7 separate regions of the Mus musculus genome follow, and all the other regions are linked to region 6. A link is a loop called in an ENCODE intact Hi-C map of the cell type or tissue named here. Cell type or tissue: gastrocnemius. All regions are shown on one strand. Region 1 overlaps 4930556A17Rik (a long non-coding RNA gene). Region 2 overlaps Gm20755 (predicted gene, 20755). Region 3 overlaps Spata5 (spermatogenesis associated 5). Region 4 overlaps Gm42210 (a long non-coding RNA gene). Region 5 overlaps 4930556A17Rik (a long non-coding RNA gene). Region 6 holds the start of Spry1 (sprouty RTK signaling antagonist 1). Region 7 overlaps Gm20755 (predicted gene, 20755).

What was found. Peaks named below come from ENCODE experiments on the same cell type or tissue, not always from the same donor. Only the 100,000 strongest peaks of a DNase experiment are listed, where the experiment ranks them.
Region 1: a loop joins it to region 6, with 4 times the contacts of the local background. A loop is called at or near these places in 4 of 42 quality-filtered maps.
Region 2: a loop joins it to region 6, with 5 times the contacts of the local background. A loop is called at or near these places in 17 of 42 quality-filtered maps.
Region 3: a loop joins it to region 6, with 3 times the contacts of the local background. A loop is called at or near these places in 16 of 42 quality-filtered maps.
Region 4: a loop joins it to region 6, with 2.5 times the contacts of the local background. A loop is called at or near these places in 14 of 42 quality-filtered maps.
Region 5: it touches region 6 in a loop (7-fold over the local background); 4 of 42 quality-filtered maps call a loop at or near these places.
Region 7: it touches region 6 in a loop (2.7-fold over the local background); 6 of 42 quality-filtered maps call a loop at or near these places.

The regions. Positions count from the first base shown.
Region 1 is chr3:37,830,180-37,834,179 of GRCm38, reverse strand. The region is part of intron 2 of 4930556A17Rik (a long non-coding RNA gene); the gene reads right to left. Among named protein-coding and RNA genes, the nearest start is that of 4930556A17Rik, 4.0 kb to the right of the region's middle. In gastrocnemius, no CTCF peak of the experiment used is centred here; no DNase peak of the experiment used is centred here; H3K27ac peaks cover 2,665 bases.
Region 2 is chr3:37,951,046-37,955,045 of GRCm38, reverse strand. The region is part of intron 2 of Gm20755 (predicted gene, 20755); the gene reads right to left. Among named protein-coding and RNA genes, the nearest start is that of Gm22899, 42 kb to the left of the region's middle. In gastrocnemius, a CTCF peak has its summit at 1,941 (motif pointing right); a DNase peak (open chromatin) is centred at 1,938.
Region 3 is chr3:37,475,791-37,479,790 of GRCm38, reverse strand. The region is part of intron 14 of Spata5 (spermatogenesis associated 5); the gene reads right to left. Among named protein-coding and RNA genes, the nearest start is that of Spata5, 58 kb to the right of the region's middle. In gastrocnemius, no CTCF peak of the experiment used is centred here; no DNase peak of the experiment used is centred here; H3K4me3 peaks cover 1,062 bases; H3K27ac peaks cover 1,213 bases.
Region 4 is chr3:37,756,760-37,760,759 of GRCm38, reverse strand. The region is part of intron 1 of Gm42210 (a long non-coding RNA gene); the gene reads right to left. Among named protein-coding and RNA genes, the nearest start is that of Gm42210, 5.6 kb to the right of the region's middle. In gastrocnemius, no CTCF peak of the experiment used is centred here; a DNase peak (open chromatin) is centred at 2,453; H3K4me3 peaks cover 1,033 bases; H3K27ac peaks cover 2,398 bases.
Region 5 is chr3:37,843,778-37,847,777 of GRCm38, reverse strand. All of the region lies in intron 2 of 4930556A17Rik (a long non-coding RNA gene), which reads right to left. Among named protein-coding and RNA genes, the nearest start is that of 4930556A17Rik, 18 kb to the right of the region's middle. In gastrocnemius, no CTCF peak of the experiment used is centred here; a DNase peak (open chromatin) is centred at 2,092; H3K4me3 peaks cover 1,391 bases; H3K27ac peaks cover 3,654 bases.
Region 6 is chr3:37,638,801-37,642,800 of GRCm38, reverse strand. Spry1 (sprouty RTK signaling antagonist 1) reads right to left here and starts at 2,854. Exons shown (of 3, transcript NM_011896.3): 1 at 2,696-2,854; 2 at 1,993-2,281; 3 at 1-246. The coding sequence starts at 191. In gastrocnemius, CTCF peaks have their summits at 1,826 and 3,020; DNase peaks (open chromatin) are centred at 1,826, 2,252, 2,517, 2,927 and 1 more place; H3K4me3 peaks cover 3,484 bases; H3K27ac peaks cover 3,263 bases.
Region 7 is chr3:37,933,659-37,937,658 of GRCm38, reverse strand. Gm20755 (predicted gene, 20755) reads right to left here. Exons shown (of 4, transcript NR_040559.1): 2 at 2,215-2,303. Among named protein-coding and RNA genes, the nearest start is that of Gm20755, 37 kb to the right of the region's middle. In gastrocnemius, no CTCF peak of the experiment used is centred here; DNase peaks (open chromatin) are centred at 1,419 and 2,161; H3K4me3 peaks cover 391 bases; H3K27ac peaks cover 3,880 bases.

The DNA of each region.
Region 1 (4,000 bases), 190 kb before region 6:
TTATTCTTTCTTGGTAATGTTTTTATTTTTAAAAAGTTAACATTATTAGCACAAATTATTCAGATATCTTACATGGGTAACATAAACCAGCATAGCTCAAGTAAAAGGCAAGTTGTTCCTATGTAAGAACAGGATGCTTCATGTAGCTGACTTAGGAATTCTGGAAGCCATGACAATTCCCCAATCCCCTTCCTTTGCCTGTCTCCATAACTGCCTTTCCTTACCCTCTCATACCCAACAAAAGCCTCTCTCTAGCTGGATGGTACACATGACTGAACAGCTGGCCACCAAATCTCCTCTGTTCTAGGTTTTTTTTTTTTTTTTTTTTTTTTTTTTTGAGATTAGCAGCCATTGGAGGGCTATTCACCTGTTTGGTCTCCCAAATAAGAAAAACATAATCTGTCAACAATCTAAATCATTGTCTAGCATAAAGCTAATCCTCATGCAGGTAGCTATCAGGATGCATGGCAGCAGTGGCTAGATGGAAACCTATGGCTATATCTGTGACCACTTGTGAATGTCACCAGCCAGTTTCACCACAGGAACCCTGACCACAGTCAGCTTTAAGATCCTCATACTAAAACCACCAATGGGAAAGAGAGCTCTCCCTGTGATATGGCTTAAGAACTCAACGTGGCCAGGCATGGGAGCACACTCCAGGAACGGAGGGACTAGGGAGGCTTAAGCAGGAGGCTCGCCACAAGTTCCAGGTCGTCCTGAGCTATATAGAATCACCCTGTCTCAAAACAAAGAACTGAAAATGGCTGCTGGAAATTTTCAAAGCATAAAGAAACATACCCTTTGGGGTATGGACAAAGGCCAGTGGAACTTCTTTCCAATTTTGGCCAACAGGGAATTCCTGTCAAATTCTACCACAGGTTTCAGATATTTCTAGTTCCTATGAAGCAATCGTTGATGTTGTTTTAAAATACTCCTAGGCAGCCAGGTAGTGCAGCACGTGGGAGCAGAGCGGGCAGAGCTCTGTGAGTTCCACGACAGCCTAGTATACATACTGAGTTCCAGAACAACCAGAGCTGCATAGTGAATCTTTGTCTGAGAAGCAACCTGTGACTCTGTCTTCCTTTCCTCCTGCTAAGTCTACCCCAGAAATTTATCCAGTCTCAGAAACGTATTCTCTTGTCTCCCTGTGTGAGTGGGACTCCTTAAAATAAGCCATCACATATTTGGGAGATACAGGCAGGAAGATCAGGAAGCCAAAGCCATCCTCCATTACCTTGTCCCAGGCCAGCCTGATCTACTGGAGACCCCATTTCAAAAAGGAAAACTGAAATTACACAGAGCAGATGGGACAAACTTTATTCCTTCCTTCATGTTGATGGATGAGAAAGGGAGAAAGAGTTAGTCCAGCTGATACAGAGCCTCAGAAGAGACAGCGATCTTTATTTTATTCTCTCCCCCATTCTGTCACAGAAGACCCCTCAAGTCCTTGTGTTGTGCCTACCCAAGGGTTAATCCCACATGAGATAAACTTGGGCAGTTTATAGCTCTGCTGGAGGTCTGGAAGAAAGCCCTTCCCCAGGGAGTTCTCAAGGTGAGATGTTTAAAACCTGATCCTTCTCAACACACCCAAGGTCATTTGGATGAAAATTCCAATATCCAAGCCAAGGGGATAGGATGGCCCTTAATCCTTCAGTGGGGTAATCATTTGATCCCTGGAAGTGTTGAGGAGGGTATCAGATGTTCTACAGGGCACAGCTCAGCAAACAGGAGGAGGCCAAAGAAAAGTAGTCCTTGTTTTTAAGTTAGCCCATGATTCTGTGAAGAGACTTCTGTCACCTGAAGATAATGCTGGTTGTCAGCGCTGCTCATTGACATCAAACCCACTGTTACTTTAATGTTAAACATTTTAATAAAGTTGAATACGGTTAATAGCAGCTTTTGCACTGTCAGAGATTTTCAGGGAAGGCTCAGTTTTATCCTCCTGCCTTCCACCTGGCTCCTCACTGAAAAGCTGTGTTACAAAATAAAATGGAAAATGAAGGAAACTACTTGGTGTGCTCAGTGTTCTTAATAGTTTTTCTTTTCTGCCTGACTTCCTGACTCACGACCGGATGAAAGGTGCTGCTAACCAAATGTCTGGGTGTTCAGGGAATCTCTGTGTCCCCTGGGTTAGAATTGTGTACATTCCAAGCCACCCAAGATGTAGTCAACAGTGCCACTTGTTTCCAGCTTATAACCATGGCAAACCCAGCTTCCTATCACACTATACTCTGGAAGCCACTGGTGGCTGGCCTGGACAATCTGCTGCTGGCCCTCAGCAAACCTGCCACTTGGTCATCCTCTGACTCTGAGATCAAGGGGTACGTTTTGCTCATTGCTGTCAGAACAGCAGTGGCCTCCCTCTCTGCTCCGTGTGTAATAGATTTCTATCTTTACAGGTGTCGTAGGCGATTGTATCTAGGACAGTCAGCCTGTAGCTGTGAACTCATGCTATCTAGCCTTGGTATGTTAGATGCCATGCCTGAATCCTTGAGTCCCTCATAGTAAAAAGGGCACAGAGAAGAAGGCAATAGGGAAGGTTAAACAGTTTGTGTTCGATGTTCCAGTTCCTTACATTCAAAAGCCCTTTTTGAGATACTATTATGGTTTGGATCATAAATGCTCACCAATGGCCCACATTTTAATGTCCTGGTATGTGGAACCTGTAGGAGGTGGGACCCAGTGGAAGGAAGCTAGGTTATGAGTAGGATTTTTAAGAACCCAGTCTCAGCTTCCTTCCTCTCCTGCATCCCTCTCTCTTTTCTTGGCCACCATGAGGTAAGCATCCCCTCTCCATATCACCATCACTGTTGCCTCTCAACACAGGCCAGAGTCAGGGTCATACAACTATGGCTGAAACCACCCACCAAACACATTGTGATGGTTTATATATGCTCAGCCCAGAGAGTGACACTATTAGAAGGTATGGCCCTGTTGGAGTAGGTGTGTCACTCTGGGTGTGGGCTTTAAGACCCTCATCCTAGCTGCCTGAAAGTCAGTATTCTGCTAGCAGCCTTCAGATGAAGATGTAGAACTCTCAGCTCCTCCTGTGCCATGCCTGCCTGGATGCTGTCATATTCCTGCCTTGATAATAATGGACTGAACCTCTGAACCTGTAAGCCAGCCCCAATTAAATGTTGTCCTTATAAGAGTTGCCTTGGTCATGGTGTCTGTTCACAGCAGTAAATCCCTAAGACACACATCTTTCTTTCTTTTTATTAATCTACCTCAGTCATTTTGACTAGCTATGAAAAGCTGACTACTGGGTCCTGTCCTTAGGTTCCAGAAGAGTAAACTATGACTTATTATCACTTCTTTGTAAGAGGAAGCAATCACTCAAAGTCACCAAGACCTCTGAGACTCCCACCAGATGGGCAAACACATCCAACATAAATCTGTGACCTTCTCAGAATCCAGACATATCCAAGTGCCAAATGCTAAAGTTTACATTGTCCTCTCCCATACCCATGGAAGGGTGGATGACTTCTGTGTTCAGTGGTTGCTGTTTCCAATGAAAATCAAGGAAAACATGGCTCATCCATCTTCAGTCTTGCCATAGACACCACTGCTGAGGACACTGGGTACCTACAAATGGCCAATTTATTGATATTTTTGCTCAACAAAGAAGCTGGTGTTTTAGTTCTGTAAGCTGTCCCCTTGTGCTTCCTCCCTTGGCCCAGCCCACACTCTTGCTGGCTGCCCTGTCTCTAAAGCTCCACAGCCACTTTATAACTCAGTCCTTCGAGCTCCACCCCAGGCCGAGTGGGGAGAAAGAAAACCTGCTTTTGTTCATTTCAATGAGACAAGTCTCCTGTCACCTCTAAGCAGCTAAGGGACACCAGAAGTGGCTGTAATTGGTTGATTTTCAAGCAGAATTGGTTTTGTTGCTCTTAACGACAATGATCTTAGTTAATGTGATGGAGCAGAAAGAACACCTCCTGGCCTACAGCCCTGTCCTAATTTTTCATTTTATTGTTTACCTTTTTTTGAGCTAGAGTCT
Region 2 (4,000 bases), 310 kb before region 6:
CAGGTCAATATGGAAGAGCAGATCCTGGCAGAAATGTAGACATAACACTGTGTTCATGAGGTTTCAGGTGGGAACAAAGACTCTGTAAGGAGTTAGACTAGAGGCTAACCATGCTACATTCTGACCAGCAATCTATGTTTTATCTGTGTCTTGAAATGCTGAAGGAACATTCAGAAATAATGGACTAAATCATTTCACAGGAGAAATTTCAAAACAGCAGGACAGTTAGCCAGTTCCAAAGTTATTGGTGACTGGATTTTGTCAGTTTTATGGTGACAGAGAAGAAAAACAGAGTGGAAAGAAATAGAATTGTAATTTGGTGGAGAAGGGAATATGAGCATACTAAACATGCTACAGACAGGGTGATGCCAATGAGGCAAAATGCTAAAATCATTAGAGATCAGGACATTAGGGAGAAATTGAGGATGTTGTACTGCAGAAGCAATAATGAAGAACACCCCACCCACAAGTGGTTCTAGGATGTAAAAAATTCAAACACTTAAGAAGACACTGTCTAAAAGAATAGGAACACACCATTCAAACAGAGCCCTAGGTTCCTAGGGAGACCCAGCTACATTTGAATTATCCCCCACATAGTGTTTTGCATACCTGCAGAATACAAAAATCATGAGGTTAGGGGACCTTGTGCCAAGATTTCAGCAGAAGCCTGTGAAGGTGAGAAGTATAAGGTCAATTCTCCATAGAGAGGTCCCATGAGACAATCCAGAAAGCTTTAAGGATGAAGTCTAAGTTGAAACTGAGACCACAAGATGTTGGATGCCAGCAACATGGAGCATTTTCTGAGGAAAGATGATAAAACCAAGTGGAAATGAGCCCAGAGAGAGGACACATGGGCCACAAATGGCAGGGATGTAGAGGTGGGGCTGTCCAATCTCACATCATGCCTCCAGATGTTCCAGATGCCAAACACAAAGATGTAGACCTTTGTAGCTATGGTCCTGCTGGGTTTCATCTTGCATTGACTCCATTTTCCTCTGGTGCCCCCATTCCTTACTTTACGGGTGAGGGTATTTACCCTGTTATTATATACTGGTAGTATGTAATGCGCAGCCCCTGATCAGATAGGGCTTACAGCAAAGAATTTGCCTTGAGTCTAAGAAGAGACTTTGAACTAAAACTGTTAAGATTCTAGGGACTTTTGAAGTTAGAATGTATTTTGCATTATGAGATAGTTCTGAGACTATTATGTTCAGGGCCAGGATGCTCTGGCTTGAATTTAAAATGTCTCCCACAGACTCATGTTTCAAACTCTTGTTTCTCGTGTGTTTAGAGACTTTAGGATCTTACTAATGGAAGTGGGTGTCTAGGGATGAGCCTTTGAGGTTATAGTCAGCCCTGATTCTGGCCTTGAGCTTTCTCCTTCCTATCTTTAGCATGAGACAGGAGCAGCCACTGTCTCCAAGGGCTGGCTGATTCTTTCCCCACTGTGATAGGTGAGAACCTCTGATACTATAGGCTTGAATAATGTTTCTCTCACATGAGTTGCTTCTGTCAGAAAATCTGTCAAAGCAGCAAGAAAACTAGCTAATACACCATCAGAAAGCAACTCAGTCATGGTGATTTAAAACCTGGCATATCGTGAGTCTATCTATGCTCAGTTAACTTGGGATTTATGTTCTATAAGTACTACTAACCATGTTTAGGTATCAAGGGCTACCTAAGAATATCTGTCCATTCCTCCTCATCCTCAGGAATAGGTATGGCTTTGCCTGCATTTGAGTATAGCCTGGGAAAGATGGGACAAGTGAATAGCCTAGAAAAGGTGCTTAATCCACTCAATGTCTGTCATGGCTTTGACCCAGACTGGTCTTAGCCTCCCCTGTTTGAGTTCAGAAAGGCAGTATTGTATGAGAAGGAAGGGCTGGTTGGAGGCAGAAGTCATTTTTGAGCCTCCGGATTCCCAGGGTAGACCTGAGGAGGGCACTGTGGGACCTGAGTGGAATTAGTGCCTGGCCTATAACACTGATTTTTAGATAAAATCTGTCAGTCTCCAGACCATGCTTTGTGGATCTCCATATGAGTTTTAACAGATTTTAAGAGCGGGCCTGAACAAGAAGAAATACAGCTGTCTCCTTCTGGCCTTCACTCTTTCCTGTCACCTGGTCATGACTTCCGGTCCCTGCATTCTTGGACCTCTAGATTGTTCCTTCACTTCTATTCTTGAATTCTAGTTATTTTCCTTCTTTTATCAATACAAACCTGTTTATATGGTATAACTATGTTCTTAAATGTTTTATATGGCCTGCCTGTGTTTTGTGTTGAGAGTGTCTGTTAGTCTACCCATCCTGTTGGAGACAAACCATACTTGATACCAGTATTAAGATTTTTTTAGGCTTGTCCTGAGTGGGACTATATCAGCTATCTACTGCTGTGCAGAAAACTAACTCAAAGTAGAATAGGTTCCAACTCCAGTAAGTCATCTCTACCAGCAATCTGTGCATTGGCTGGCTGGCTCCTTCAACTAGTTCATTTGAAAAGTCATGAACATTTGGAGGTTCCCAAGAGCTCTGGATCAGCAATGGCCTCTTGTAATCAGAATGGGGCCTCCTCTTTCCATGTGGCTCCTCTTGGCAACTGAGTCCCAGCCTTTGACACACATAGCTGTAGGGTTCCAGGAGAGCAAAGATGGGAGTCACATAGTAGCCTAGCCTGCATGCCTTGATTTGCACAATGTCTCTTTGGCTGTGTCTTATGGGTCAAAAAAAATCACAAAGTCAGTCTGACTTAATAGAGTTGAGAAATTGACTATTATTAGAAGGAGCTTCAGTGGCATAGCATAAAGAAGCAGGATGGCACAAAGGCAGTGCTTAAGACCAACAGTCTCAGTACATAAACTACAGGGTACCCAGTTACACGGAACTTTAAAAAGACAGCTGCATTTTCTAGCTCAGGTGTGTTCCAAATATTACACAGGACACACGCAGGCTAAACAAACAAACTAAAGCCTTCATTGTTTATCTGGCTACAAATTTACCTGTGTTGATTGTGCCTGGAAGTGCTAATTAACGGACATCGTAAATTTTGCTTACAGCCAACATTGGCTTTCAACCTCTATATAAAACAGCCACAGCTTGGTTCTTTAGGAAATCTCAATCAGTAAGTATTGCTCAATATAAGAGAAAATATATCGTGTTAGCCTCAGGAGCCCTTTCAAAATATTAGCAGACCATCAATAAAGCCTGTCAAGACAGAGTGGCTATTTCTATTGTAGTCAGCTCATCTGTTTTTGAATGTGGGATTCCTCAACTTATTGCTTCACTCAGATACATTCTCTGGCTCGACTCTCTTCCCATTCTACCAATCAGCCCATCAGACATGGCTTCCCACATGGCTGCTGGGGAGGGCTTTCCCAGAGGTTGCTCAGGTTATACCCAACCAGAGTCCTCTCTCACACACCAGGCTGTGAGGCACTAGCACAGATCTCACCCCAATGGAAAACAGCAGCACCATGACCCAAAAGAAGCAAGATATCAAACCCCGGTCAAAAGGAGCTTTATTTACAGGCAACTCAGCCACTTCAGGGAACACACCATTAATCTCACAGTATTTCTGAGAGAGCTTTGGACAGTATTATCTAATGTTGATTCCCATCTCTTATTTCTGCAGTCCTATCTTTCACTTTAATACTACATAATAGCTGTCTCCAGTTTCCATGGCTTCCTTCCTGTGCCTGGAGCCCTCAGAGCTTGTCAGAGAACCATGATTTGAATGTAAAATGCCCCCAATGACTTGTGTGTTTAAACATTTGGCCCCCAGCTGATGGCTATGGCGGAAGTTGTAGAACCTTTAGAGGTAGAGTCTTGCTAAATTAATTGGGTCACGGAGGGGGGGATTTTGAAAGTTATAACAAGGCACCATTTCCTGCCCGATTTCTATTTCATGGTGTGCAGAGATCAGAGTAAACAGCTTCACCCTCCTGCAGTCACAACCTGGAGACGCCATGCCTTCTCCGTCATGATGAAGAATATCCTGAAAATGT
Region 3 (4,000 bases), 160 kb after region 6:
TAACCAATGTTCTTTATTCTTTTCTTTTCCCACTTTATTAGGGCCCTTTTGATTTGCCTGATATCTGCTATGAAAGAATCAGCGTACTTTGAATTCTGTAACTACATATTTTTGCTATCAGTATCTAAAGTACACTATGTATTTCCCCTGACACAGTCCTAAGTTTCATTATTTCTAGTCTCTAACCAACCTTTTACTCTTTTGTTCCACTGAAGTTAAAATCACAACTCAACAACTCCCTAGTTTTTATACTCCATCAGTGGTTCTCAACCTTCCTAATGTTGTAACCCTTTAATACAGTTCTTCATGTTGTGGTGACTCCTACCATGAAATTATTTTAATGTTACTTCATAATTGTAGTTTTGCTGTTATGAAGCATAATATAAATTTTTTATATGCAACCCCAAAGGAGTAAAGGCCTATAGACTAAGAACTGCTGCTTTAGAACGATGAGGCATTTAGTTGCCAAAACCTACTGTTTAGTTAAGACAATGTACACACTACTAAATGTTTACTTCCTATTACTATTCATATGGATCCCCTGAACATATCCCTCTTCTTGCTAGGATACCTGCTCAGAGAGCTAGTTAGCTCGAACGCTTGCATGTGTGCTCTCTCTCCCTCTCCCCCACCCCTCATTGTTCGCTTCTATTTAACTTACAGGGTAGTTAGATAAACTTTCAGGCTCAAAGTTATTGCCCATTAACATTTCGAAGATGTTACTTCTTTCTGGACCCTGAACCTAATACTCTCATTTCCTCTATTGGTAATGTGGGCATAACTTCACATACTGGCTTTCTTGCAGGCATGCAGGGCAGAATATAGTACTTAACTGTAACCTAGGCTCAGAACAATGCCAGGGAAGGCAGTCACTACCACAGTGCTACACAGTGTTAATAGGTAAACAAACTCAATCATACTATTTACTTAAGCTTTGCTGGCCAAGACAAACCTATCCATTTGAAAGAAAATGTAAAAAAGTAAACAAATAGTGAGCTAAACAATTATGAAGATATCCTCTTTCCAAACTATAAATGCATTGATTTGTTTGTCATTTATAAAAGCTTGAATGAAAGTTAGAAAAAGAAAATATAGCCCTATAAAACAGTAGTATACAATTTTTGGTGAGATTCAACTTTCTGAACTACCTGAAGGGAGAAAAACCATTTAGCTTTTAAATGTGCTCTCAAATTAAAGATCAAAAAGGAGAAACTTACCCATAGATCTGGCTAGAGCCAAACTTTAGACTCAGTATCTTATTTTCTTCTCTACTTTTGAAATGGTTCAATCTTTTTGGGCTTGCATCATCCTCTGCAATATTCAAGGCACTAGATTCTCCTGTACATGCTTCCATTATTCTCACAAAACTCACACTTGTTAACACTTCCTCATTTCCCACACAACAACCATGCCTTCTTTAAATTCTTGTTGTTACTCTAAGCACAGCACCAACTGAGTGAGGTACTAGTACCAATAGAGGATACAAGCTTCACTAAGGACTTATAATGATACTAATATTTCAAAAATGGGAACCAGTTCTAAAAAGAAGAAAACCTTTAGGTCCCAATTGTGTTTATTTTGAACTTGCCATATCCACACAGCTCTACAGTGCTATAATATAGATACTGGCAAACAACTTGAATAGACAGAAGCTAGAGATGGAATTTCAATTATAGATTGTGTAGTAAATATATGGATATAAAACAAATCATATATGACAAAGGAAAAGGCAGGAATGGGAGAGGAAAACAACCATTTTGTTGCTAAATCAGTATGGTGCTAGCAAGGTGGGGTGAAGTGGACAATGAATGGGGCTTCTTCAATTTTCAGTCTTCCTTGTTTCTAGCTAAATACTTTCCAGACTAGTCAACCAAAGCAGACTTGTATCAACACAGACTGATTAAAAAGTTCCTCATAAAGTTAAGGTGATCAGAAGAAGCAATCCACTGAAGACGCACTTCCCCAAATAAAAAAATTCAAATGAAACTGGACTCCCGATATGAAGAGAGACCATGTAAACACCAACCACACGAAATTCCAGATGCCAGGCAGTCTGAGCAGCTCGGCAATAACTATCACACCGTGAAAGAAAAAGGTGCTAACGGGTCTCAAAGGACTATTTATGATAATTTAATGCAATGATTGCTGTGAAATAGCTGATGTATTATGCACACTAACACATATTCAATAGTACAACTGAAAGTGAAAGCGAAACTTAAGATAATTAAAAGTACAATTTAAAATTTTAATAAATATAATGGTATTTATCCATTATATTTTCATTCCCTTTTCCCCTCATAGAGAGAGAATCCATAAAAGGATGCACTTTGATTTACATGAACTTTTCCCTTGCATTCTCAAACACTTGCCAAGGAGCTATTCTCGTTTTATAGACAGAAGTCCTCTTCTCACAAAAAGACCAAATTAAAATCAGAATCTGGCTTCAAATGACTGAAAACCCATTTCTAGTACAGGCAATCTATATAAGAAAAGGCAAACTAGGTTACGCTGTGCTGTAGAAAGCTATATTGTTCATAATTAGGTTGGCTGTTTACATGATAGGGGGTTTACACTAAGAAGGGGTCTAAATAAAAAGTGAACATTTCTTGTTCTTTAGGACCATGTCAATAAATGGTCACAAAAATGAAGACTGGCTATTCATAAAGTGTATGGTAACACTGCAATATAGGAAAGGTATGGTCCCTCAACCCGAATCATCCTCTAAATAAGTTATGACAAAACAGACTAGATCATAATCATATAGCAATCATTTAAAGGATCATTAACATTCTTTTCTGTTGTGGAGCTCCACGTGAAGAGAAAGGAAACCAGATTTCTAACAGCAAAATCTACAAGATCATGTAGTATTAACATTTCCAACAATAGAAGCTAACATCAGAGTCAATCTGAAAAGCAGAAAGTAAGGGCAGTTGACAAAAAGATTTCCTCAAATGTGTTACATCCTGAAGACAGAGTACAAAACCTAGATCTTACACATTTTTGATGCATGAGCTGAGCAACAAAACCTTTGTCCCTGAGTTTCCTATCTATAACAGTAATCTCCCACTGAAATAAAAACAAATCTTCAGAAGGAAGACAGGGATCTAAAGTTATTTACCACGTAGTTCTATACTATAGGCTGAAACTGAAACCACACAAATGTCAGTTCTTAATGAAACCAGAGCAGGGAGACTGAAGAACACAGAACACACCTAGCTATCTTCCTCTTTTCTTGACCTAGTTGATTTTAAGGTCTCTATGCTTTATTTCAAATGAGAAGATTCCTAATTCAAAGTAGATCCTGAAAACTCAACCATGAACATAATTGATAAAACACACACACGACAAAAAGAATAATTGAAAAATTAAAATGGGGAGATAAAGTTATTCCAGTCATCCAAAAGAAAATAAAACCGCAATTACTAGATTGTAAAAGATACAAGATGTCATTAAATGTCATGCATATAAAAGTCAACTGAAATAAAATAAGAGATGTAGTAAAGAAGAACATAAAACAACACACAACTATACAAAATATTGAGAAGTGATACACAAAAACAAGAAAGAAAACATGGGTGACTATGTTAATAACTAGAGAATTAGAATACAGAGTCCAGAGGGGATGTAGTATGTTATGGATGTGTAGGAACTAAGAAGCAAGTATGAATCAACACTAATGAGAATAAAAAAGGAAAGAGATAAATCCAGAATCATACTTTACAGTTTTCTCTCAGAAAGTAGTGGACCCAAAAAACAAACAAACAAACAAAAACCAAAAACCAAAAAACCAACACCACAGGACTTTGGTAGGGTACCACACCAAACAGAGACTCTTTCAAAGGACATAGGAAACATTCAATGAGAGATCACATCTTAGATCAAAAAAGGAAAACAAACTAGTTTTAAAAAGTCAAACTAATTTTAAATTTTTTAAAAAAATAATTACTCTCTGATCATAAAAACCTGATCTCCAAAGAGTATATGGAGAATTCCAAATATT
Region 4 (4,000 bases), 120 kb before region 6:
GTAAAGAGCACACCAGGATACTGGATTAAAGCAGACCTACAACCTCCAATGAGGTAGTAAGGGATGGAGTTCAGATAACCATCATTGTGCAGTATTTCAGGTGAGTCTCTTCATTTGAAAGTTGGTTCCTAGCTGGTGGCTGTTTGGGAAGGATTAGGAGGTGTGGCCTTGCTTCCCATTATTCCCAGTGTACTCTTTCTACTTCCTATTTGTGGACCTACTATAAGCTCTCGGCTGCTGCTCCTATACCATGCCTGCCTGCCGCCATGTTCCCTGCCACAATGATAATGGACTCTGACCTTCTGGAACTGTGAGCCCCAAGTGAACTCTTCTGTCTGTAAGTTTTCTTGGTCATGGTGTTTGGTCACATTACAGCAACAGAAAAGTAACTAAGACAGTCTGCTAGCTGTCTCTGGAGTAGATGGAGAACATCACCACTTGATTCGTATCATGAGACAGATAATGTATATGGTCCTGCTGCAGACCCCAGCTTCCGCAGATAGTCAATACATGGTACACATGCAGGATTTGCTTTTCTGACAGAGAGGCTGCTGTCTGTCAAATGATGTCAGCCTTTTTTAGATAATTTGATGGATTTCCTTTCCTTTTATTTATACAACGCTGTCACCAAATGTGAAGGGCTCTCCCACTGAAGGAAAGAGACCCTTGAGAGCCTCCTCAAAGCAAGACCTAGGTGAGAAAGCAAGGGGTTTTCATATAATGTGTCCCCACATCTCATATCCAATTGAATGCTCGTCAATATTCTCAGATCTGCTCACAAGTCACATGCCCCCATAATGCCAACTAGGACCACCTTGGGGTGAAGAGTTTAGTCTGACAATAGCTAAACTCTCTTCACCCTTACATCCCCTCATTCCCACAGCTTAGCAGCTAAGTCCCAGAGTGCTCCATTTCTGTCCCATCACTGATCCTCAGCAGCCACAGGTCAGGAGACTTTTCAGAGGTCCTCAGTGGCCCTTTAGAATGTGAATTGGTGCCCTCCACAGCAGCTTCAGTGGCAGCAGGTTCTGACAGCCCCAGCGGTCCCCCTGCTCCCGCACAATCGGACTCAGGTGATTGGACTGTTCCCTGGGTCACTGTAAGTGCAGACAGGAAGAAACTGCACCTCTGTTCCCTGGAGGAAATGCAGGTTTGTGAAAAATATTGCCTGAACAAGATAAAATAATCTGTGAGTCACCGAAACCCTTTCTTTCAGTGGTGACAGGCACTGGTAACATTTTTGATCACATTTAGATTTGAATGTCTTTTGAACAGGACAGGAAATTGAGGGATCTCTTACCTTAACTGCCACAAACGCATGGCATCTCAGAGTAGGGAGAAGAGATTACCCAGATCCTTAGTACAACATATTTTTCTTTTATGGGCCTGGGGTTTGCCCTGCATCTATCTGCAGCTGATGTATGCCTCGTTCCCTCACAGGTCAGAAGAAGGCATTGGATCCTCTGAAAATGGAGTTAGAGACCATGTTGGTGCTGGGAACCGAACCCTGGTCCTCTGCAAGAGGTTCTCTTCATGGCTGAGTCATCTCTCCAGTCTGCTTTATCCAGATGACTCTGAAGCTGCAGCAAGTCTTACAGCCCGAAGCTAATTGTTTAAACTTCCTTTCCTCTTATCTGTGTGTGTGTAGGACAGGGAGAGAGGAGGAGCGAGGACATGCAGAAAGCAGATGTGAAAATAAATATTTATCAACAAAAGCTTGGCAAACCTTGACTAGTATTTCTCCCTTGCACTGTGCTTTCCTGATTTCCCTGAACCCCAAGATATTTATAGCTAGAGAAGACAAACCTTTCTGTTTATCACTTCTTCACCAAGCCCAGGCAGCATGTGTGGGGAATTCCAATGCTTCCCCGTAAACACAACATTAAGAAACGTTTTTTGGCACAAGAAATCTCTGCCAGAGAAGGGAGGAGGCTGATTGTGTGACCACCTGCCTGTGTCCCTTCCATTGGACCCAGAGGAGTCGCCCCAGCGTCCCAGGAGTCTCCTCCTGCGGGGGTGGGGATACTGAAGCTATGGACAGCCAAGGGAAGCTTGTCTCCCTAAGAAAGAGGAGAGACTTGGAGCAGAGACAATGACAACCACACCTTGGTCCGACTACTTAGATTTGTGGGTCTCTTGCTTTCTATTTAAAACATATCCTCCTGTCGGGACGGACTCCAAAGATGGATTTGAGGAAACTGTGGCACTGGATCTTTCTGTCCTTCTTCCCTGTGTAGCTACGTTGAATAAATCTCCTTTTTCTGGCTTTCGTTATTAATTTGGCTTTTCCAGTTGGTGTATTAAGGACGGGTTGCCAAACCTGGTTCACTGGGGCACAAGCTGTGACCCTAGGCCCTGTAACAGTTTGTCCCGTCCTTGGACTTCCAGGCAGAATAAACAGCACCTGTATCAAAGGCGGCCACACACTGGCGCAGGCCCAGCAGCGCCGCCGCCGGAGATTTGGTCTGTTTATCAGACAGTACATTGTCTTAACCAGGATGTGGTCGCCTCTGTAACAAGAGGTATGCAAATGAGTTTCCCAGAGACCCAACACCCTGCCCCCCACTCAGTCCTTCCAGAGACACAGGCTAATGGGGGCTGTCCTGAGATCCGAAGACAGAAAGATGGGAAGAGGAAACATCCAGAATTAACCAGAGTAGTCCTTCAGACCCTTCGGAGAAATACCTCACAAATACAACCTCAAACCATCTCCCTCCCAAAGAAAACCATTTTAAAATTAGAGAGCATATTTTTTATTATTCGGTTAAAAATAAAATCTGATTCCCGCTTGTATACTCCCAGCCCAGGGGAGGAAAAAGAGACTTTAAAATGACCCTTTTTTTCTGTCCAGAAAATTGCAACAACAAGGGCTTCCTCAAGCCACTGACAAGAGTGTGTGTCTCAAGCCATTTGTCTCCTCCATAAAGAGATACAGTGACGACACCTGGATGCTGTAGTAGAGTGTCCAGAACACATCCTGGACCCTATAAATGCCAGATGACTCTACATTATAAGCATATTATCACAATGGAAGCACATAAGAAGAGAACAGGAGAAAGAAACTGGACTGGCAGGAGGGGCAGGGACCCCAAAGCAGCAGTTCCCACCACGTCTTTGTTTCTCTGGCCAGAATGGTGGAGGGGGTCTGGTTTTCCTCCTCCTCCTCCTCCTCCTCCTCCTCCTCCTCCTCCTCCTCCTCCTCCTCCTCCTCCTCCTCCTCCTCCTCCTCCCCCCCCCCTCCTCCTCCTCTTCCTAATTCTCCTCCTCTTCGTCCTCTAGGTGGAGAGCAGAGCAGAACTTCTGCCAGACACTGAGAACTTTCTGGTGGACAGACTTACAACTTAGGACTCTAGGCTTTCATGGAAAAAACAAAAAGGATTCTATCGATTCCCCAGTTTCACCCCATCTCCTGAATGATTGAAGGATCACCTCCTGGGGCGGGTGGGGGTGGTGGGGGAGAGTTGGGAGGGCGGGGTAAATGACACAGCAGCAATGACTGGGTGTTACAGGGAGACCAGTTTTTACTCCAATGACCTGGCTAAGGGACCCCTAGGAAGGTCGGCTCACCTTAAGCCATGCTAGATGAGTGGAATAATCAGCCTTTAATGAGATAATATGTTTTCCTTCCCAGAGTTCCCTAGTGCAGTCTTTACAAACCTCCATGGGTCTGCCCACCTTTCTGACTCTGAGAGCCATATCTTTTCCTTTTTCTTTTTTCTGTCATTTTTTAAAATGTTCTCCAGAACCTAACGGTGCTTTTTCTGGCTCTTTGGACATCCTTACTTTTTCTTTAAAGTTCCTCCCCACGACATAGCTGCAAGCTACCATGCTCTCTTAACATAAATGACATTCTCTGCTGGTAAAATGAGCCAATTCAAGCCACATTAGATTGTATTGAACACTCTGTGGCCCCAGGGAAGTTGCCATAGGAAGGGAGAGAGAGGAGATGGGGAAGAGAAAGAAAGTGTACATGCAGAGAGTAAAAGAGAGGAGAGAGAGC
Region 5 (4,000 bases), 200 kb before region 6:
TTACCAGAGGTCATGGACTGTGTTCACCAAGCATGTAAATGAAGTTTGGTGATAAACTTGGTGTAATTAAACATTGTAAGTTCAAACGGTAATTTGTTTCCCAGTTTCTCAAGTCTTGTGGCAATAGATTTCCTGGTCTTTGATCCACAGAAGTCAGGCACGGCTGTAATCAGGATTAAGCATAACACACTTGTTACAATAGGGTTGGCGATGACTCTATGGGTAACTGCACCAGCACCAAGACTGACAGCCTGAATTTAATTCCCAGGATCTACATGATGGAAGGAGATAACCCACTCTTCTGACCTACAAACACACACGCACACACACACAAACACACACACACACACACACACACACAAGCGTGAACATCATGAACCAACCTCCCCCCCTTCATCTATCTTCAGCCAAACATCCTTCAGCCATTCCTGCCAACCTGTGCCCTTTTCCCTGAGTATCTCACTTCTTCCTGATCTCAGGCTGCTCCAGAGACATAATACAGTGAGAGTTACACACACACACACACACACACACACACACACACACACACACACACACACACACCATAAGGAGGAGTATTCCTTACCAAGAGACAACTCTCACAATCAATCACATTATCTAACCTGTCCACAATTTACTCCAAAATAAATGAAGAGCTGAGGGCCTTACTGAGATGGCTCTCAGGAGAAGTCATGACAAGCCTCCGTGAGAACGGTTCACACATTCATCTCTGGGGGACCAAGGCCCAGCTGTAGCCACATCACGGTAGGGCATGGTCTTCTTTCACTATGACTCCACACAAGTGACCCTCAGTGACCAGCAGATTGCAGATAGAAAGCTCCAGTGGCTAGCTGAGCCTGGCACCAAGCCTTTTACTCCCCTTACAAATATTAAACACCTTCCATGACTAGTGGCATTCTCAGACAGCTCCCACACAGCTGTAGCCAGCTGGGCTCAGCTGCAACTGGTCACAGAGTAAGGACCAGATGAGCCTTGTCCACTGAAAACGTGCAGACAGCAGAGCCCTGCACTGCTGAGAAAGCCATGGACCAAGAGGACCAAGAGGAGAGAGTGCATCTGAGGTACCCACATGCCCCTGCTCACATCCTGTAGAGCAGGTAGTCCCCAGAAACAGTGACTTTCTTGTGGCCTTGTTTTTCAGGGTTTCTTCTCAGTGAGGGAACATTTAGGAGGCACTGTGCTGTCCTTAGTTGCTTGTCTCTTTTTCCTCCATCCTAGGCTGTAAAACAGTCATGGAGAGTTAGGGCTCTGGAAAGTGACTTAACAGCTGTAGCTGCTAAGGCCAAGGGATGGAGCTTGCACAACAAGAGAAGGGCAAACTTTTCAACCCTCAGAAAACTGCTTAACATCTTAGAGCTAACACTGTCTTCCCAGTCTCCCATGTACAAGAAGACCTGACGACAACCTTAGGTCACAGTGCAAGTCCTGAGCCAAACAGAAAGTGGCTGCATGTCTTTGAGGTAAAGGCAGGAACAAGTCTGCCCACGTACTTCAATCCTGTTCTGCAGCAGGGTTGAGGTGACCTGTGTCCTGTGTGTTCCTGTCCATCTTTCCTGCTTCCACCCTGGGTCACACACACACACACACACACACACACACACACACACCTCTGTCAGTGAAACCTATAGATCATGTTTAAAGCGTCTAGAAACAGTAATTGAAGAACAGGAAAGACCCCTAATGTAAGGACTATTTAGATTGAAGAGTGTCTGTTAAAAGTGTCATCTCTACAGGCAACTCAAGATGCAGCCTCCTGTTTAACCACACAGACAGGATCACAGGGGGAAATTACCTCAACACGTTCCTATGAGAGCTCGGGCATGCCTCTGTCTTGACTCACTTTTTCCCAGTGTGCCTAAGTCCACTGAAGGTTTCTAAAGAGCTCCACAAAGTCTTGCCTCAGGCGCTGCCACCTGCTAACCATTTCGAGAGACAGTTCCATGCCCTGTTTGCAAGCCTACGTTTTCATTACTGAGAGCCAGTGCTCAGAGCATGGCAAAACAGTTTAGTTCATGATACCTCTAAAGATTATTTCCCACTGACAAATTTGGCCCCTGTCCAGAGGATCAGGAAGCTTCTGGAAGGAGTCTGCCTCAGGTTTGCCAAGTCTCCCCTGCTGGGCTAAAGACACCTATTAAAACTCCAGAAAGAGCAAACCTCAGGAGACCATGAAGCAGGGACTGTGGTCCCAAGCGTTTCGAAGTTTGAAATTAATCTGGCCTCCACTCCCTAAGTTCCAGTGCCAGAGGGAGTTTGTTTTGCAACTGTGAATTTCTCACTGTGAGACACATGGGTCCTGGTGAGATCACACAGTGTAACTGTGGCACTTCAGTGAAGCCAGCCAAGTTCAAATCCACTTGGCTTTCCTCTTCTCCCAACATCCTTAGTTCGCACCCGCAACCGTGGCACTAAGAGGTGTTTGTGCAACTCGGAAGTGAGTCTGAAGAATAGGTTCCATTGAAGACGTGCTCGTACTGGACTGAAAATTATAGACTTACAAGGCTTCAGGGAGACAGGAGTGAGAGTCATCTGTGGTTGAAACCCAATAGTCGTTCCTGCCTGGTCTGTGATTTTCTACAGTAATGGGAGTTTAGTCAGGAATTGGGCCATCTGAAACACTCTTACCTCCTAGTGTTTTTGAAGCCAGCTGTAGCCGTTTGTCTAACTTCTGGATATGAACTAAAATGATACTTACAATCTATGACACATGTTCTCAAAAGACAACTCCTTCCTTCTTCCATTCCCCGGAAACTGCTATACTAGAGCTCTCCAGGATTCATGGCCACTTCATGGTCCTATAAATAGAGGCTGTGTATGATGGAGCACCAAGCCAGGGGATTCATGTATCAGCCTTCACACTAGCTTTTTATTTCTTCTCTCTGGGCACGCAGCAAAACAAAAATATCTCCTCCTGAGCTTCAGAGCTATTCTCGCCCAGCTCCTCTCCGGATGTATCATCCAACTCCATCTTCACTGGGCCTCCACTGAAAATGTTTCCAGATGCAATTTGGTTCTGTTTGTTTATTTGTTTTCTCAACTATCTCCATGGCTATTAACTGTAAAAATAGTCTACATCTGTCATTGATTTTTAAACGTCTGCATATTTATTTTCCAGGCAGAAGAAAACGAAGTGCTTTTTCCTCTTCCTCGCTTTGTTATTTACTCTCTGGCCATGTGTCTCTGTTCTTTCATCCAGTCTGGAACCCTGGGAGATCTCGTCCATCTGCAGGATTAACATTCACGCAAACAGCCAGAGTGTGTGCGAAACACAGCATTCCCACCGCCGCCACAGTGTCCTCGGAAAACTTTTTTTTTTAAAATATCAGCTTAAGTACAAAGCCTTTGAATGGTTAAGTGGGATCCAACCCAACAGTCTAGGCTCACTAAAAACTTACTGAGGACAAAAGGCAACAGCTTACAGAAGAGTGTGTGTCAGTGTGAAGAGATAGCATCGTGGAAGATCATTCATGGTCAAACAATGTTTGTTATGTGCACACATACATACTTGCTTGTGTGCACACACACTCATGTATACCATACCAGATCAAAAATGGCTTCTGTTGTGTGTACTTCTTAATAACTATTGGCAGAAGTCATCAGCAAAGCTTCCTGGTCTACGCTGTATTCATCTGTTTATCTTTTCTGTCCTCCTTCTAAATCACCAGAGAGAGAGAGAGAGAGAGAGAGAGAGAGAGAGAGAGAGAGAGAGAGAGAGAGAAGTAGAGAGACCCTAAGAGTGTATTAAGTAGAGAAGGATCTTTTCCATACTCCCAACCCAAGAGACTGTCACACATGAACATGGCCTCTGCCCCTCAAGAACAGTACCTCAACCCAGCGATACGAGATCATTCCACAAAGTAAACAAAGGACTTTTTCCTCTTCTTCACATTACTAACTCTCCTGTCATGTCTGCTTCAGTTGGTCTATGTAGTCTGGAAGCCCTGGAGATCTCTCCCTTCAGCAGGCTCCTCTTTCTTAC
Region 6 (4,000 bases):
GCAGGTCTTCTCGCTACCGAAGGTCCCTCTGTGTATTCATTGCTGCCTCTGATGGCTTTGATCTGGTCTAGGGACAGAATCGTAGCAGGCTGAGTGTCCCTGTCATAGTCTAACCTCTGCCGGCCTTCCACAGCCGGTGGCTGAATCACCACTAGCGAAGTGTGGCTGCCATGCTGACTTGGGGAATCCATGTGGAGTGATCTCCAGTTCCAGCAGTCAGCGGAAATCTGCCATGCATCTGAAATCCTAAAGAAGAGTGAGAGAGAAAATAAGCGACAGAAAGCGGATTTGGGGGAGAAGGGCTGCTGTCAAGTAACAAATTCCCCAAGCCACCTGGTAATGATCCCCTTCATCGGCTGATTTCAATGATGCCGAAGCCTGGCCAGAGTCCAACTCCAAAAAAAAGATTGCAGAGGACCATATCACAGGAAGACAGCAAAGACCTCATGCCTTAAAAATTAGAAGTTGCTCTCCAGCTTCTAAGAAGCAGAGGAAGTCGTGTCTTCCTGTTTGCAAACCTAACAAATAATTAAAATGAAATATGCCTTCGAAAGAGCAATTCAGTGTGAGCCCTGGAACTGTTCTCAGAGTTCACTGTCAGTTCACTGGCAGTTCACGTAAGGAAAATGTCAGCTACTTTTTAAAGATTAAGAATGGCTTTAGTGCTGTGGCCTCTCGGCCATTTATATGCTGTTACGAGCTTTAGATTAATGAGAAAATTAATCAAGGCAATTTCCAAAACACCGGCTATTCCAAGCTCACTCGGAATCTCAAAAGGCCATTTTCAGCAGAAGTCCGGGTCTGAAGCTAGCTCATCACACAGATCTGTGAGACGAGCAAAGGAAGCTACAAAGAATGAAGAGTGCTCTGCCACAAAGAACACAACCCGGACGGTGTGGACTTAGCTTTCCTTAAAGGTTAATCAAGGCTCCCCCACACAACGAGGATAACTTATGCACAAGTGTCAGCCCTTTAAAGCAGGGAGAGGAGCCCTGGTCTTTTTACATTATATTTAATTCCCTTCATTTATTAGCACGACAGACCTTGATTTTCACAAGCCCTGAATTGACCTGCTTTTTGTAGTAAAATAAATACACTGATAGACAACAAACACAACTTCCATGTCAAAAGGAAATAGCTTCCAATTTATAACGTATTCTTCCTGAGACAGACCAAACTCTTTCGATTCTGTTTCTGGGCAATAGGTATCTAAGATATTTTTTTACACAAATGCCTTCCGAACTCACAGATGCACCTTAATTCAAGAAGGCACCCCTTTGCACTTTTCTGGCATCCAAAGAAAATCAAAACAAATACGTCGGTTTACTATGGATGCTAACTAATGTCCCCAGACTACATATGTGTTAGCTTTTTGGAGGCCCCTCTAAGCTTATAACTACCTTCTCCGCACATGAGATGCACGGCCATAACAGCATGTTGTGGTGCCGAAGCCCTAAACGACACTAGAAAACTGCCCATCCTTGCTCCTGTGCCATATCTATTTTTTAAAAATTTAAAACTCCATAACGAAGACTTTAAATATGCCAAGTCTCATCCACAAGAAAGGAAGACGTGGGCACGGCTTGTTTGAGTTATGAAACCCCTAGGCACGGCTTTAATTTGCATTTTACAGGGCATTCCCAAGCAAGTTCGCTCAGGCGGAGCACCTAGGCACCCCGCAACTGTCCAGAGCGAAGCCGGTGCGCACCCGCGGACAGCAGTGTGGGTAGCACCGTCGGGCGCTTGGGCCCCACGCCGAGACCTCAGGGGCACCGAGCCGCGGCAGGTCCGGCCGGATAAAGTTATGAATGAAAACAGCTCGCGGGCGGGAGGAGGCAGCGCCCTCTCCCCGCGTCCCGCGGCACTGCGCTCCGAGCACAGGCGGGCGCTGGGTCCCCAGCGCCATCGGGTGCCGCGCGCTTGGCACGGGCTGCGCGAGGACCGCCAGGACCGCCCGGCCCGCCCCGGCCCGCACCTGCCGCCCGCACTCACCTCGGCCTCCGCGGCGCCGGCCGGGGGCGCCGAGCGGGCGGAGCGCGCGCCGCATCAAGCGCGGCGGGGCGGCCGGGCGCGCATGGCCCGCGCTGCGGCCTCGGCGGCCCCCGGGCAGGGGCGCTTCTCCGCGGTTGGCGGCGGCCGAGGGCGGCTCGGGGACATCCGCCGGGTGCGCGCGGCGCCCGCTCCACAGCACCGTCCCGTCCCGGTCGTCAGGCGCGCGGCCCGGCGTCGTCCCGGGCTCTCGGGTCCCCGCAGGTCCGCGTCCCCGCAGTCGCCACGCCGGCTGCAGACGAGCAGAGACAGAAACACGTGAGTCCCTTGCCAGCCCGGGACGCTGTCCTGCTCGCCGAGATGGACAGCCACGAGCCCCGGACACACACGGCCGTGCACGTTTTGCCCCCACGGAATGCCCCGCAGTCCAAAGCGCGTCCGAGAGACGCGTCTGCGCGAGGCAAGCCCGCACGCAGGGACGGGAAAAGTCAGGTCTGGCACGAGCGCCCGGCGGGTCGGTCCCCAACAATGCGCACAGACACGCGGGTGCGCGGCGGTGCCAGCCCGCGTTCGCACACGCGTAACTCGCTGCCTGGCTACGGAACTCGCTGCAGGGCCGACCGCAAAGCGCCGGGCACAGAGCTAGAGCCAGCTCCGAAAACGTCCAGCTCCTCGAAAATAAAATAAAATAAAGCACCATTCTCACCTGATCTTGCCAGGTCCTCGGCGGGAGGGGAAGGCTCTTACCTAGTGCAGAGCCTGGGGCCGGCCCTCCCGGCACATGCACGCCGCTCGCAGCCGCTCCTTAGCCCGCAGAGCTCTGGCTGCGGGGCCGCCGCAAACCCCTGCGTGCTGAGCACTCGCGCGCGGGCTCCGCAGCATTTCAGCGTCGCCGCCACCTCCACCTCCACGCCGGGACCCGCCCCCGGTGATATCATGTGTCAATCACGCGGGCTGCACGAAAACCCGGAGCAGGATTTCAGCGATCGTGGATGTGGACTCGAGGACGCTCTAACAAAAGTCGATTGCCTGCAGGAGTCCTGCGAGCGCAACTGGGGAGGAGCGGGCATTCCAGGGCCCCTGTCAGTCGTGAGCTGTCAGCCTCCAATTTAAGGGGACTGGTGCAGCCACCCTTAGAGTTGAGTTTAAAAAGAGTTGTGAAGAACATTTAAAAAACAATAACAAACCACCAACAACAACGGAAAAAAAAATGTGTACACCATGACACCGTGCCCCCAGATAAAGGGAAAAGTGCAAAGTTCAGATCATGCGAAATATGAAAGTTTCAGAAAGAACAGTCATTTTTGCAAATGTAATATAATTACACACTAAAGGGTGGGATTTCCTGCTGTGGGGTTTTAGTGATTGCTCCATTTGGTTTGTGATACGATCCCTAAAATTACACGGGGGGAGGGGAAGGGGAGAAAACGGGGCCCAAGTTCTTCCTGCTTTGTAATGTTTGTATAATTTTGTCCAAAACACCAATGCATTTTAAATGAAATAAAATAAGCATAACTCATCAGGAAGTTTTAGCTTTAGCCATATGTCTGTCACGGGGTGGGGGACTTTAGTAAGCTGGGAATGCTTTTTGCGTCTTTACATACTATGGAATTTGGTTATTTATTATATGGACGCTATAGCTCAGGATGTAGTGAAAAGGGCTGTATGTGGAATTAAAAATTCCATAGAGTTTTAAAAATAACCTAAGACCCCCAAAATATTGATAGAAAATATTTTTCCAGGGAATTTTATCAGGAATGGTATTTGATAAACAAAAACTCCATGATCTAAATCACCTGTGAATGTGAGTTAGGATATTTTGGGTTCAAAGTAATTTTTTTTTTAAGTCTTAACAATTGCAGTGAGTTTTTATAAAGTTTTTGTTGTTGTTGGCATAATGCATTTGCAAGCTTTTGAATGTTTTTAGAATTCACGGTTATGTGTGGAATTACATGCAAGGAACCCAGGACACTCCCTATGAAGAAGATCAGCAGTAAGAAAGTGCACTAGA
Region 7 (4,000 bases), 290 kb before region 6:
TGTGCGGTGAACTTCTGGCTTTGCAGGCTCTGTGGAGAGGATGCAGGGGTGTGTCGCTTCGTTTGTTTGCTTGTTTTTGCTTCATGCTGTGCTGACTCTTGGCTTCTCCTTAGCTGAGTTTCCCAGTCTCCCTGAGCTTCCCATCCCCTCCCCCCTCGGAATGCATTAACTCCTAGGATGCAGATGCTAACTTTGTTAGGCATCTTCGATCAGCGCTTGACTTTTACATTAGAGTTTGAATTCTACCTCATCAGAGCTTGGCTATGACTTGAGACAATAGGTTATCCATACTCCAGCAGAAAGACTTGACAAGGAACACACAAGCACACACACACACACACACACACACACACACACACACACAAACATACAATAGATGGCGTGTGTGGCAGCTCAAGCTCTTTATCCAGTGCATTAAGATGACTTAGGAAGTTGGGGGTGGGGGGAATTCCATCCCTCATATAGACATGCAATAATAGTCTAATAATCTAATCTAACAAGTTTGACCCCCAGTAGGAAATAGTCAAAAAAGGACTTTCATGGAAACTGTGAAAAGATAAAGAAACAGTATGGTGGCCAGGAGAGTACACTTAGGAGTCAGTCCCTACTCAGCCACTCATCAGACATGTGACCTTGGGCAAATTCTGTGATGTTACCCTGCCTAGAAGTTCGCTTTAAGAAGGGGGATGCTACTGACAGAAACTGCCAGGCATCGGTCTCATAAGGATTAAAGGGATTATTAGCTCATCAGCAGTCCTTAGAATGGTGCCTAGTATTCAATAACCCGGAGAGAGGCTAGAGAGATGGCTCAGTGGTTAAGAATCCTTCCGGATCTCGAAGGGGACCTGATTTCAGTTGCCATGACTCATGTCAAGCATCTCACAGCCACCTGTAATTCCAGCTTCAGGGAAACTGACATGAGCTTCTGGGCTCCACTGGGCACCTACACTCATGGGCATGTACCTCCCAACCCCCTCCACATGTGTGATTTGAAATAAAACAAAATAAAATAAACAGCTGGATATTAATGCTGTTGAGTGGTCACTAAATACAGCCTGCAAAATCCCCGGCTCCAAATTCTTGCGTTAGATCCTTGACTTGAGGCTATTAACATTTAACCAGAGGATCGTAAATAAACTGAACTATGGTTAAACCCATCCTGTTAATGTGTCTGTTCCTGAGAAAATACAAACGCACATAAAAATGGAATGTCTTGGACCGTGTCTGGGAGGGAGGGATGAGCAATGAAAAGACGAGATGATTTGCTAAGGCTGCCGAGGCCGGACACAAACGTTTCTGGGCTCATCCTTGGTCCATGCCAGCACAGCTCTTAAAGCACAGGACTGAAATGACCTGCCTCCCACAGAGGAAGTGATTTTAGGGTCCAGGTTTCTGAGCATACTTTGGCATTCACGTCCTGGCTCCTGTTCTGATTCTTCTTCCTTCGTAATTACATGCCCGCTGTCAGCGCACCCAGCAATGATCCTTAATTACCTCCTCTTAATTACATACCTGCCGCCAAGGTGTGCCAGTTCCCCTTTGCCGTCCTCAGTCAGTTGGTCGATATTAGCCAGAAAGACGCACAGCAGCCCCAGGAAGGCTCCCTAGGAGCCTGTGGGTAGGAGGACAAGCTGGGGGATGTGTGTGTTTAATTGTCTTTCTTTTCTGGTTTTACTTTAAATGCTAGAACTTTCTCAGCCATGTTACAATGTGGTTTTGTTTTTGTTTTATGACTCGTCTGACTTTTTAAAAGATAACACAGGCAAAAGCCTCAGGGTACTTTCTAGATGTCCGATGCGTATTTGTTTATAGCATTCCAAAATATCATACATAGAGTTAGGTATTTCCACTGACTTTCTAACATCTTCCTCTTTTTATTGGCTGGAGATCAACTATAAAAGTCAGCACACACCAAAATACAGAGCTTCCTTTTAAATACAGAGAGAGAGAGAGAGAGAGGGAGAGAGAGAGAGAGAGAGAGAGAGAGAGAGAGAGAGAGAGAGAGAGAGAGAGAGAGAGAGAGAACTACAATTGTGACGTGCATTGTAATCTAAATGAAATTCCACCCCAGCAGCTGTTCTCCCAGAACAGACTTGTCCCTGATGACGCCCAGGTCTCAGGCCCAGAGCTGAACAGGAAGCTGGCTTAAGAATGGATGCACCTTTGAAAGTGGCAACCTGCCAATTGGAAGACAAACGTCCCCTTTCAACTGACCTCCGGTTGTGACAGTGTGCATACTTGGGGTACATTGACTATTCAGGGTATTGGAGAGGGTGGTTTCTGCCATCTGCTGAATTCTGCCTCTAGATAGGGAAGGAAAAAAGTATAAGAAATTAAATCACTGTAGGAAATATTAAAAAGTCGGGCTTTTTAAAACACATCGTTATGAAAACAAAACCTCCCTGAGACCCTGCTCTCTGGGTTGTGTGCATGTTTTTAGCTGTGTTTTCCTTTCAGTAACTTTCATTGCCTCTTGTGTTTCCATTACCAGTGGGCTTCCTAACATCTGTTTTCCATTTTTATTTCATTTCCACTTGTGACCTTTGGCCTAATCTTTGTGTTTGGAAAAACACAGGAATTAAAGTTGACATTATCTCCTCTGCTCTCTCCAAGCTGCAAGCACACGGCTTTAACCTTGTGTCGAAGGCAGTATTTACAGCCAGAGAATCAATGTGTTGCCGAAGGGAGGAAGTTACACAACGTGCAAGTCAGAGAGAGCAACCTGTAGTGTGGTGTTCTGTCTGTCAGGGTTTCTGGCATCTGAACGTCTATTCTAAGTCTGTGTCTGCTATTCAAAATTACACCAAACATTCTAGAAAAGGCCAGGTGCAGTTCCTTCCATAATGACAGTGACATGTCTTGTCTCTAGGATGGTGATGGATGGGTGGATAATCAGAAGATCTAAACCAACTAAAAGAGAGAGATGATGCAAAATATTAAAATTAGAAAGGAAAAGAGAGATTGTAGTAGACATTGATGGAATCTCAGAGGGTCAATGTGACATATTTTAAAAACATATCACATTAGTCAAGTTTCCCTAAAGAAGGAGCCTAATGGAATGTGTAGATATTACAAAAGGGATATATTAGATTGGCTCACACAGTATGCTCTCTCCACAAGGCTGGATGCCCCAGGAGTATCAATCTGGCACTGACTGCATGAAGGGTTCCTGGGAAGCCATGGCTCTTTAGTCCATGTTAGAGACCAAAGAAGCTGGTTCTGACGCCAGCAAAGGATAGTGGCAGCTATGACAGAGCCAGGGCAGGAGCTCTCAGCATGGAAAGAAGGTAGACAGGCACCTAAAGGCTCCACTCAGAGGAAACCTCCTCTCATCTCGGTTACCCCTTCCAGGAAATTCCCTCAGAGACCCACACAGAGGACTGTCTCTTAGCTGGTTCCAGATCCAGTCAAGTGAACATTGATTAGACATCACATGTACTTTCTGATCAATTGGAAAAATCCAGAAGAAATGGAAAAACTCTTAGACACATATGACCTACTACAGTAAAACCAAGGGACTATAAGTAACCTGAACAGTTAAGTAGCAAGCGAAACTGAAGCAATAAGAAAAGGTCTCCCAAGTTTATACACACACACACACACACACACACACACACACACACACACACACACACACACATCAGGCCCAGATGGATTCACCACTGTTTCTCAAGCTACTGCTTAAACTAGAAACAGAAAGAACATTACCAAACTCATTTTATGAAGGTAACTTTACCTTGGGACCAAAACTAGATAGGGATAAAATGGTGGGTTGGGGCTAGAGATTGAAGAAAGGAAAGAAAAAGAGGAAGGAGGGGGAAGGAGGGAAGCGTGGTGGGAAGGAGAGGAGAATCACAGGAGAAATCTCCCTCTTAGTCATAGATGCAGAAACTCTCAAATACTTTCAAAGTGAATTCATCTACATATCTAAAAGATTATTCACTGATACCAAGTAAGCTTCATTCCAGGAATACAAGGACAACTCAAGATGTCCAAAAGA